Regions from separate parts of the Homo sapiens genome. Here region 1 is linked to region 2. A link is an interaction called in ENCODE POLR2A ChIA-PET data of the cell type or tissue named here. Cell type or tissue: A673. All regions are shown on one strand. Region 1 overlaps MED13L (mediator complex subunit 13L). Region 2 has its middle 69 kb from the start of MIR4472-2.

Region 1 (5,000 bases), 110 kb before region 2:
CAGCTGGGTGCAGTGGCTCACGCCTGTAATTCCAACACTTTGGCAGGCCCACAGCAGAAGGATCACTTGAACTCAGAAGTTCTAGACCAGCCTAAGCAACATAGTGAGACCTCAACTCTACAAAAAATTAAAAAATAAGCCAAGCATGGCGCTGCTTGCCTGTAGTCCCAGCTACTAGGGACGCTAAAGTGAGCGGGTCTCTTGAGCCTGGGAGGCTGAGGCTGCAGTGAGCTGTGATCACACCACTGTACTCCAGCCTGGGCAACAGAGTGAGACCCAATCACAAAATAAAATTAAAAGAAAAGAAAATAAAATAAGAAGGCACTCAGATGCCCAGGTACCTTCTCTACTGCACAAAGCTGAACTACTGTCCCTTCTTCACCCCAGCAAATAAATGCAAATGTATTCTCTGGAGACAGTAAACAGAGGGTACCTGGACTGCAGGACACAGGCAAACTGAAGGCACGGAACCAGAGTGAAAACAGGGCATTTGGTGAAATATATAGAATGAAGGCCAAGGACCACCCCCTCCCTACCACTGCCCTCTAAGCACCCAGAAAACTAGCAGCCAGTCTTCATCCCTCAGAAAGGAATTTGGAAAAGTCTTCTCTGAGAAATCTTAGCTCCACAGAAAAGACCTCAAGATACTGAGATCAGAGAGAGGTTCCCCAACTAAAGAGCCCACCCAGATCAGTGAGGCGCACAGTTAAGCAAATGTCGGTCACATGCTCAGAAATTCCAAGCAGATTCTTAGTCCACCATTCCTAAACATGAACATACAACCAAGAATTGCTAAATAATTAAGGAAAACCACTGAGGAATTACAGAAACAAAAACAAATGAAAAAGCAGCTAGAAGGGAAGACAACATTGGGAGAAGAAAACTTTAAAAACACCAAGAATATTCTCAACAAAATAAAATGGTGCAACCATTTAAAAACAACAGGATGCTATTTCAGGAGAGAATTTTTTAAAAGCTCTTGGAAATTTTTAAATAATGATTCCAGAAATGATAAAACTTAGTAAAATGTTTAGAAGATAAAGTTTAGGAAATCTCCCAGAAAGTGAAACAAATAAACAAAAATGGAAAATGGGGGAAAGCTGAAAATCCAAATACGAGGAAGCTGAAATCCAAATACAAGAGCTTTCAGAAAGAGAAAATACAGAAAATAAAGAGGAAATGACCAACAAAACAATTCATAACAATTTCCCAGAAAAACAGAATGTGAATTTCTAGATTGAAAGAGCTCTCTGAGTGCTCAGAACAATGGATTAAGAAAGACTCGCGGAAGGCATATCACTGTAAACTTTCAGCACACTGCAGACTAAGAGAAAATCCTCCAAGTTTCCATATAATAAAAAGAGGTCACATATCCAAAATCAGGATTTCTAACTGCTCAACAGCAATACCACAAGCAAGAAGGCAAAGGTGCAATAACTCCAAAATGCTAAAGAATTATTTCCAAACTAAATATTAAATGGCTATGCCAGCCTAAACTTTCTATCAAATATGTGAGAATAAACGCATTTTTAGACATGCAAAAAAAAAAAAAAAGCACCCTTTCTCAGGAAGCTACTGGGTGTGTACTTACCAAAAGGAGGGAATACACCAAGAAGTCTGAAGATTCAGGAAACAGACCTGAGAGGGAATAAAATAAATCCCTAAAATCATAACGAATGATGACTCCAGGATGCCAACTATACACCAGCGCAGAGGGCAACCAATCCAGATTATGACAGGTCCGTAAAGACTTCTTCAGGAAGGTGAAACTAATAAAACACCTGATACATCTGAGAGTCTTAAAGGGGTTTCATACAATAGGCAAAAACTGTGGGGATGAGTTAAGTTTTAGAAAAGTAAGCAGGCTGGGCCCTGTGGCTCATGTCTGTAATGCCAGCACTTTAGGAGGCCAAGGCAGAAGGACGACTTGACCTATTTGAGACCAGCCTGGGCAAGACAGCAAGACCTTGTCTCTATATACAGACTGACAGACACAGCTGAAGCATTGTGGCACACATATGTAGTCCCAGCTACTCAGGAGGCTCAAGCAGAAGGATCACCTGAGCTAAGGAGTTAGAGGTGGTGGCGGGCTGGGGAGGGAGGTGGGGAAGGGAGGGACAGGAGGGGAGGGGAGGGAGGTGGGGAGGGGAAGGGAGCGAGGTGTGGAGGGGAGGGAGAGGAGGGAGGTGGGGAGGTGGGGAGAGGAGGGGAGGGAGGTGGGGAGGTGGGGAGGCGGGAAGAAGAGGGGAGTGGGGAGAGGAGGGGAGGGAAGGAAGGGAGGGAGGGAGAGAGGAAATTTTTAAAAGGGCATCTGCTTTGTAGGAGGCAGAAAGAATGAGTTAAACCCTCCTCTTCGATAGTGGAAGATATAGAATTGAAAAATCTAAAAGTAACTATGACCTCAGTATTTAGAAACATTTAAGTAAGAACCAAGATAATCAACAAAAGAGGGTGAGTGTTTGCTTCTAAAGAAGGTAAAATAGGGGCAGGAGCAGAATACTGTTCTTATAAACCTTGTAGACCTATCTGATTCTTTAATTGAATTCTGTAAGAGTATATAGCTCTGCTTTAAAAAAAAAAAGGAAATTTAAACAAAATTAATCAAAATGGGGTAATAGAATGTAAAGCTACTAATATTGAGAACTCACTTATACTACTTTATAGACTTATTCTAGACAAATTCCTAAACTGAAGAACAATATCCCATAAATTGTGCTGCAAAAGCCAAAAGGTTATTTAACCATGTGTTAAAATAACGTGTTGTTGTTGACTGTTTCTTTTCTCCATTTTAGACTATTAAAACCCAGCTGGACAGAGACATCTTTCTAGCTGCATGCTCCATCCCATCTGGCTCTGCTCAAATTCTTCTCAGCCATAGCTATGTTGCTGGCCAAGGATTCCCTGTGTAGATGGGCTGCTGACGAGACACTGGGCCTCCCATCTGACTGGTTATTTCCATGTTATGAGAAATACAATGTGGTATTCCTCCATACAATGAGGTCATATATAAAAGATGCTAACGTATATATATATACACACACATATGCATATGTGCTGATTCATAAATGTTTTCCTCAAGTGTCATTTTCTTTTCACTGCTCAGTTTACCAACATTAACTAAAAAGTATAAAGATTTTTTAAAAGTTGGTTTATAGCGTAAGTATAAGGGCTCAGAGGTTTTATTTGACAATAAGTTTACTACAATTAAACAATGTGAAGTAGATATTTAAAAGTAGCTGCCATCTTAAGCTACATTAATAAAGGTAAGAAATCTTGATCCTATTCAACAGATCTAAATTATCAGTCATTATTCAGTACTGCTTTCAGCTCCTAGCTCCATACTTTAAGAATATAGGTAAAATGCAACAAATAAAGAGATGAAAGACTAGGCTGGTGAGGAAATCTAAACATGTCATATGGCTAGAGGCTATCTAGCCGCACATTCAATCCTTTCAAGCAAATTAACACGGCAACAAGAATAAAATAGAAGAATAAAGCCATGTGATAAAAATAACACAGCTGAATGAACTTAATACATAGTTAAAATGATTCTGAAGTTATTTAGTCTTCTGTTATATGGAAGGCTGATATGTAGAAGATTAATTACATTTGCTCAGCACAGTCCCAAGTGGTATCAACAGAACCAAATGGAAAAACTGATGATTAAAGCAACAACAACAGTGAGAGCTCCCTCTAGAAATAAATCCCTGACTGAGAGTTAATCATAGATATGGGGGGTTAAGGAGAAGCTGGTCAATACTAGATTAGGACACTGTAGAGTGGCTTCAAATATCAAAGGGCTAATTGAACAATATGACTTAAAGGGTTCCTTTCACACCTGAAATAAGAGTCTCAAGGATTCCATCCAACAATAAGATTTCATAATTCTAATATCATTTCTATTTCAGTCAACTAACTCAAGGGCTAGCAAACTGTGGTCTGGGGGCTAACCACCTGTTTTTGTAAATAAAGTTTTATCAGTACACAACTGTCCCATTTATTTGCATATTGTCTGTGGCTGCTTTCAAACTACAACCACAGAGTTGCAAGTGGGGCCACATGGCCCAGAGCCTGAAACAATTACTCTGGTTCTATAAGAAAAAGTCTGCTGATACCTGAGCTAGGATAACATACACAGACAAATGTGACATTTAAAATATAAATAAGCACCAAATTGTTCTCCAACTATAAACAACCAGAAAACTGGACAGAATATATAAAATTACTGTTTTCAGACACTAGACAACAGGGAGTACAGAGCTAGACTCCCTGAGAGAAGGCATACAAATGAGGTGGGCCCTACAAAGGCCAAGACAGCTGGAATTTGTGGAGACAGATCACCAGAAAGAATATTCAGGAAAAAAGCTCCAAAGATCTGATAGAGGCTCTTTTGAAACTGTTCCTAAGTACTAGGCTGCACATTCAAACAGTAAAATTCAACAAGGTCAGGCAGAGAACTACTGGGAGCTATCACTCCAAGAGTTCACCTAAAGCTGGGAGGCAGTCAAGTTCTGAACAGCCAGAGAGAAAAAACACTGTTAAACACCTTGGGCACTGAATAATGCCCATAAAATGACCATACCTCATAAGGAGGAAACCAGTGCTAGCATAAAGTCTATTCTAACCCAAGCTAATAATCAAGCCTCAGAAAAAAAGTATGCTAATAATAATAGGCTGATCTTATTAACTGCCAGTAACTTAACTACCAGCCAATACAAAATTCAACTCTTTAAAGGAAGGAAATAAAATCCAGACTTTCAACAACACTCACAATGTCCAGCAACCAATAAAAAATACCAGACATTCAAAAAGTAGAAAAATGGGACTCATGACTGTAAGAAAAGTCACTTAACAGAAACAGACCCAGAAATGAAAGTAATGATGAAATTAACAGACAAGCCAATTAAAGCAGCTATTATAAATATGGTCAAGAATTTAAAGAAAAACACAAACATAAGGACAGAAATGGGGGATTTTTTTAACTAAGTAAAATTTCCACA
Region 2 (5,000 bases):
TCAGAGTGAGACTGTCTTATAAAAAAGAAAGAGGGAAGGGAAGGGGAGGAGAGGGGAGGGGAGGCGAGGGGAGGGAAGGGAAGGGAAAGTTGGGTAGGATCTAGTTTATGATGGGTAAAAAAAATTTTTTTTTAAAAAGAAGAAATTTGGGTGGGAGTGTCCTGGACTCCCATGCAGTCTAAGGAAGGTTTGGGAAGGCCCTTGGAGAATTCTCAAGCTCAAGTCACCATTGGAGGAGCCCTGCACCTCCCATGAACAGGCTGCCTTAGTGTCTCTGACGTGCTCAGTTGCTGGCCGAGAGCTGCAGAATTGGGATAGCAGCGCCAGCGTCTGGGGCGCTTGGTCTATTATAGGCTGTATTACTCAGGGTTCTCCAGAGAAACAGAACCAATAGGAAATGTGTAGATATAGAGAAAGAGATTTATTATGGGGGATTGGCTCACACAATTATGAAGACTGAGAAGTTCCACAATCTGCCATCTGCAAGCTGAAGACCCAGGAAAACTGGTAGTATAGTTCCAGTCCAATGAAGCCCAGAGGCCTGAGAACCAGGGAAACCAATGGCATAGGTCCCAGTCTGAATCCTAAGTCCCCCAAACCAGGAGTGCTGATGCCTGAGGGCAAGAGAAGGTGATGTTCCAGCTCAAGCAGACAGCAAATTCATGCTTCCTAAACCTTTTTCTATTTGAGCTCTCAGTGGATGACATGACGCTCACCTGGATTGGTGAAGGCAAACATTATTCAATCTACCGATTCAAATGCTAATCTCTTCTGGAAATACCCTCACGGACATACCCAGAAATAATGTTTTACCAGCCATCTGGGCATCCCTTAACCTAGTCCAGTAGACACATAAAATTAATCATCACACATGGAAGTCTGGTCACTTCACATCTCTTCACAGCGACGGCGGCTCCAGTTTCCAGTCCAAATCAGTGTACGTGCTAGGGGGCTTTCTGCACAGCTTTTGGGTGGGGTAGTCAATCGAAGAGATCAAGTTTGCATGCTGGAATATTTTAGTTGCTGAGATATTTCAATGGTTTGTGAAGACCATGGGGAAATAAACATTTAAAATTAAAAGTGGCTTGGAAAATCAAGGCAGTTTCTCAGCGGTAGTCCCCCGTTGACAGAAATATTTGGGACACTTGTTATAATTTCTTTATTTCTACCCAGACTTATTTAATCAAACCTTGGAGGTGAGAACCAGAGCTCTAATACACACCAATACCGTATTTATAGTTAGCATCAAAGTAAAGGGAAGTTTGAGGTGATTTACACCAAATCCAAACTCAGTGATATCCGAGTAAGTGAAATTTGACTATATTTTAATATTGCAATCTCCCTGCATTTTTCTTGCCACTGATAGCTACATCCACCCTTTTGCTTTAAATTCCTTCTATTTTCCAATCCCTTCTGTCAGACAGCTAAAAAAAAAAAATGGTTACAATATTCTTAGAAAACTGTGCTTCAGAGAAAGCAGTGAGGTTACTCAATTGTTTCTCCTCTGTTAATTTGAGAATCTTAAATTATGCATGTTGTTTTGCACACATTTGCATGTTCAATTCACATGCCTGAGTTATTCGTCTACAAGATAAAACCAAGCATAGTAATTCAAGTAACCTGTGTCTGATTTCTCTTCACCCAAATTTCAGGGCTAACCGAGTTGCAGTTAAAGAATGGATAATTAAATCACTTGGGAAGCGCAGGGGAGTGCTGGTGGATAGGAAAGATGGGGTTACTGAGCCAACTCCTGCCTCCATCCCGTCTGGATTGTCAATCGTTTCTCCTTCCATGACCTGCTGGATTTCATAACCTCCACGAGGCCCCTTTCCCAGAAGGGACTCACTGTCCTGGTTACAATCCTTAAATCTAGCTGGGCAGGAAGGCCAGGAGTGGAGTTTGTCCTCTGCCTGGTGTGGATAACCTTGAACATAAAGAAACCACCACAATACAAACGGCCCTGAAATCTGAACCAATGCCACCGCAATATGCAGATGAGAAAGTCAGAACCATTCCTCCATTGGCTGACTGCCGGCCTGACGTCACAGTGGCCCAGCCCAGCGTGGCCAGAAGTGCTGTGGGCAACTTTCTGGACAAGTTGGAAAGCTTGTGTGTGTGGGTGTGTGTGTGTGTGTGTGTGTGTGGGTGTGTGTGTGTGGGGGGGGGGGGGTCTTTTTTTTTTTATCAGCTGGTGCTGGTTTCCTGCATTTCCTGTGTTACGGGGGGGGAAAAAGGTGTTTATGTACAGCAAGAACTGATGAACTCAGGGCTGAAGAGCATTTTGTTCTCTGTGGCAGCTCTATCCCTTTCCTTAGGGGAGATCTATGTTAGAAACAAAAATGTCATAGGGGAAGGTTGTGAATTCTAAATGAACTGTGGGGACCTCACGAACCTCTTCAGCTTAGTGGTTTCCAGGAAGCCCCAGGCTGAGCCAAACTTTGTGACTTAGCTGGTGTGAGTCTTTGGCTGTGATCTTGACCACAAACTTCAAGATATGCAGGCATGGGAGGCTGGGGGCCTTTTTTATTTTTCTCTACCTCACTTTGCCAGGTTCAATGCAAAGACAGAATCCAATCCTCTGATCTGTGAACTTCTGACGATTCCCCGCCCTCAATGTGCTGGTGGTAGGAAAATTTCCTCTTCTCTTTTCTTTTCTTTCTTTCTCTTTCTCTCTTTCTTTCTCTTTCTTTCTCCCTCCCTGCCTTCCTGCCTTCCTTCCCTCCCTCCCTCCTTTTCTTTCTTTTCTTTTCTTTTCCCTTCTTTCCTTTCTTCCTTCCTTCCTTCCTTCTTTCTGTTTCTTTTAGACGGAGTCTCGCTCTGTCGCCCAGGCTATAGTGCAATGGCACGATCTCAGCTCACTGCAAGCTCCACCTCCCAGGTTCACGCCATTCTCCTGCCTCAGCCTCCCGAGTAGCCTGGACTACAGGTGCCCGCCACCACGCCCGGCTAATTTTTTAATTTTATTTATTTATTATTTTTTTTTGAAGAGGCGGGGTTTCACCATGTTAGCCAGGATGGTCTCAATCTCCTGACCTCGTGACCCACCTGCCTCGGCCTCCCAAAGTGCTGGGATTACAGGCGTGAGCCACCGCACCGGTCTTCCTTCCTTCCTTCCTTCTTTCTTTTTCTTTCTTTCTTTCCCTCCCCGCCCTCCCTCCATTCCTTCCTTCTTCTTTCTTTCTTTCCCTCCCCTCCCTCCCTCCCTCCCTTCCTTCCTTCTTTCCCTCCCCTCCGCTTCCTCCCTTCCTTCCTTCCTTCTTTTTCTTTCTTTCTTTCCCTCCCCTCCCTCCCTCCCTTCCTTCCTTCTTTCTTTTCTTTCTTTTTTTTCTGACAGAGTCTTGCTTTATCACCCAGGCTGGAGTGCAGTGGCACAATCTCAGCTCACTGCAACCTCCACCTCCCAGGTTCAAGCCATTCTCCTCCTCAGTCTTCCAAGTAGCTGGAATTACAGGTACACACCATCATGCCTGGCTAATTTTTGTATTTTTAGCAGAGAGATGGGATTTCACTATGTTGGTCAGGCTGGTCTCAAACTCCTGACCTTAGGTGATCCGCCCACCTCAGCCTCCCAAAGTGCTGGGATTACGAGTGTGAGCTGCCGCACCCTACCTAGAGAGAGAGATTTCTTACGATGTTATTTGAGCACCTGGATCCAGCTGGACCTGAAACCACAACTCCTGCACATTTTTGTTAATGGCACCAATACATTTACATTTTGATGTAATTTGGATTGAGCTGAATTTCTGTAAAGTCAGTAAAGGAGTTCTCACTGGTACCTCCAACTTCCCCTGGGCCCCTCCCTGTGTGGTTTCTTACTAGTCTCTTCTGCTTCTGTCAGCGTTGGTGGGGGAGGGAAAGAGTCCATGTGATGGCATATGGGTGATAGATAGGGGAGTTGAGTCATGGTGGAGTACAGCCCAGGGATCAACCTAAGGAGACTGGGGTCAGATAGGACTGGGCAACGAATATCCCCTTTCTGAGCCTCAGTTCTCCCATCTGTAACATGGGAAGAGAGACAGTCCCTCCCTCTTGGGGTTGTCTGCAGGTGGGATGTGGTGTCTAGGGCATAATAAGTGCTCAAGAAAAAGTGGCTATTAGAATAGTCCTAGATGGGGTCTTCTCCAGGCCTCTGGTGCAATGCAGGGACAATGGAGGGGAAGGGAAGGTTTTTAGAACCTTCCCTGGGGTTTGTAACCAACAACTCTGGGCCTCTGTTGTCACTGCCAACCACAAGCACCTGCCGAGCAAACGGCATGCACCTGTCACCCGTCACTCCGAGAAGGGGCTCCAATCCAGCCAGAGCAGGCGGCCTCTATTCTAGGCCAGATCCTGGCTGTGTGCAGCGTCTGTGAGCTCGCCCACCTGTTCTGAAACCCAGCTGGGCTCCAGTCTCTGCCTGTCCCACCTCCCACCCCCAGCTTCCTTCCTGGAGCAAACGTTGATCCGATGCCTTTCATGTCCCAGGGACTGTGCTAGGAACCATGGGGATGCAAGGGCAGAAACCTGAGTTAGCGAGTTTCATACTTTGTGCCATGCTGTGTGCCCAGGGTGGGCATTGCATATGCTTGTCTCAGCCACACAAAGCCTGAGAGGTGTGCTAAACACACCCGTTTTGTAGAGGCTCAGACTGAAAGCACTGCCTGCTGAAGGTGGTGGAGTTGATACAAACACTGTGTGTTTCTTTTCTTTTTTCTTTTTCGAGACAAGATCTTGCTCTGTTGCCCAGGGTGGAGTGCAGTGGCGTGATCTCGGCTCACTGCAGCCTCAAACTCCTGGGTTCAAGTGATTGTCCTGCCTCAGCCTCCTGAGTACCTGGAACCACAGGTGTGTGCCACCACACTCGGTTGAGTTTTAAATTTTTGGAAATGGGGTCTCACTACGTTGCCCAGGCTGGTCTCAAACTCCAGGCCTCAAGCAATCATCCCTCCTCGGCCTCCCAAAAAGCTAGGTTTACAGGCGTGAGCCACTGCGCCTGGCCCTGTGTGTTTCTTCAAAGCCCA

What was found. Peaks named below come from ENCODE experiments on the same cell type or tissue, not always from the same donor. Only the 100,000 strongest peaks of a DNase experiment are listed, where the experiment ranks them.
Region 1: POLR2A ChIA-PET joins it to region 2 with 14 read pairs; 3 of 35 experiments call an interaction of 5 or more read pairs at or near these places.

What each region holds. Positions count from the first base shown.
Region 1 is chr12:116,244,668-116,249,667 of GRCh38, forward strand. The region is part of intron 1 of MED13L (mediator complex subunit 13L); the gene reads right to left. Among named protein-coding and RNA genes, the nearest start is that of MED13L, 31 kb to the right of the region's middle. In A673, no CTCF peak of the experiment used is centred here; no DNase peak of the experiment used is centred here.
Region 2 is chr12:116,357,176-116,362,175 of GRCh38, forward strand. No RefSeq gene overlaps it. Among named protein-coding and RNA genes, the nearest start is that of MIR4472-2, 69 kb to the right of the region's middle. RefSeq lists a silencer at 1,933-2,022 and a cis regulatory region at 3,640-4,176. In A673, no CTCF peak of the experiment used is centred here; a DNase peak (open chromatin) is centred at 2,026; H3K27ac peaks cover 1,272 bases.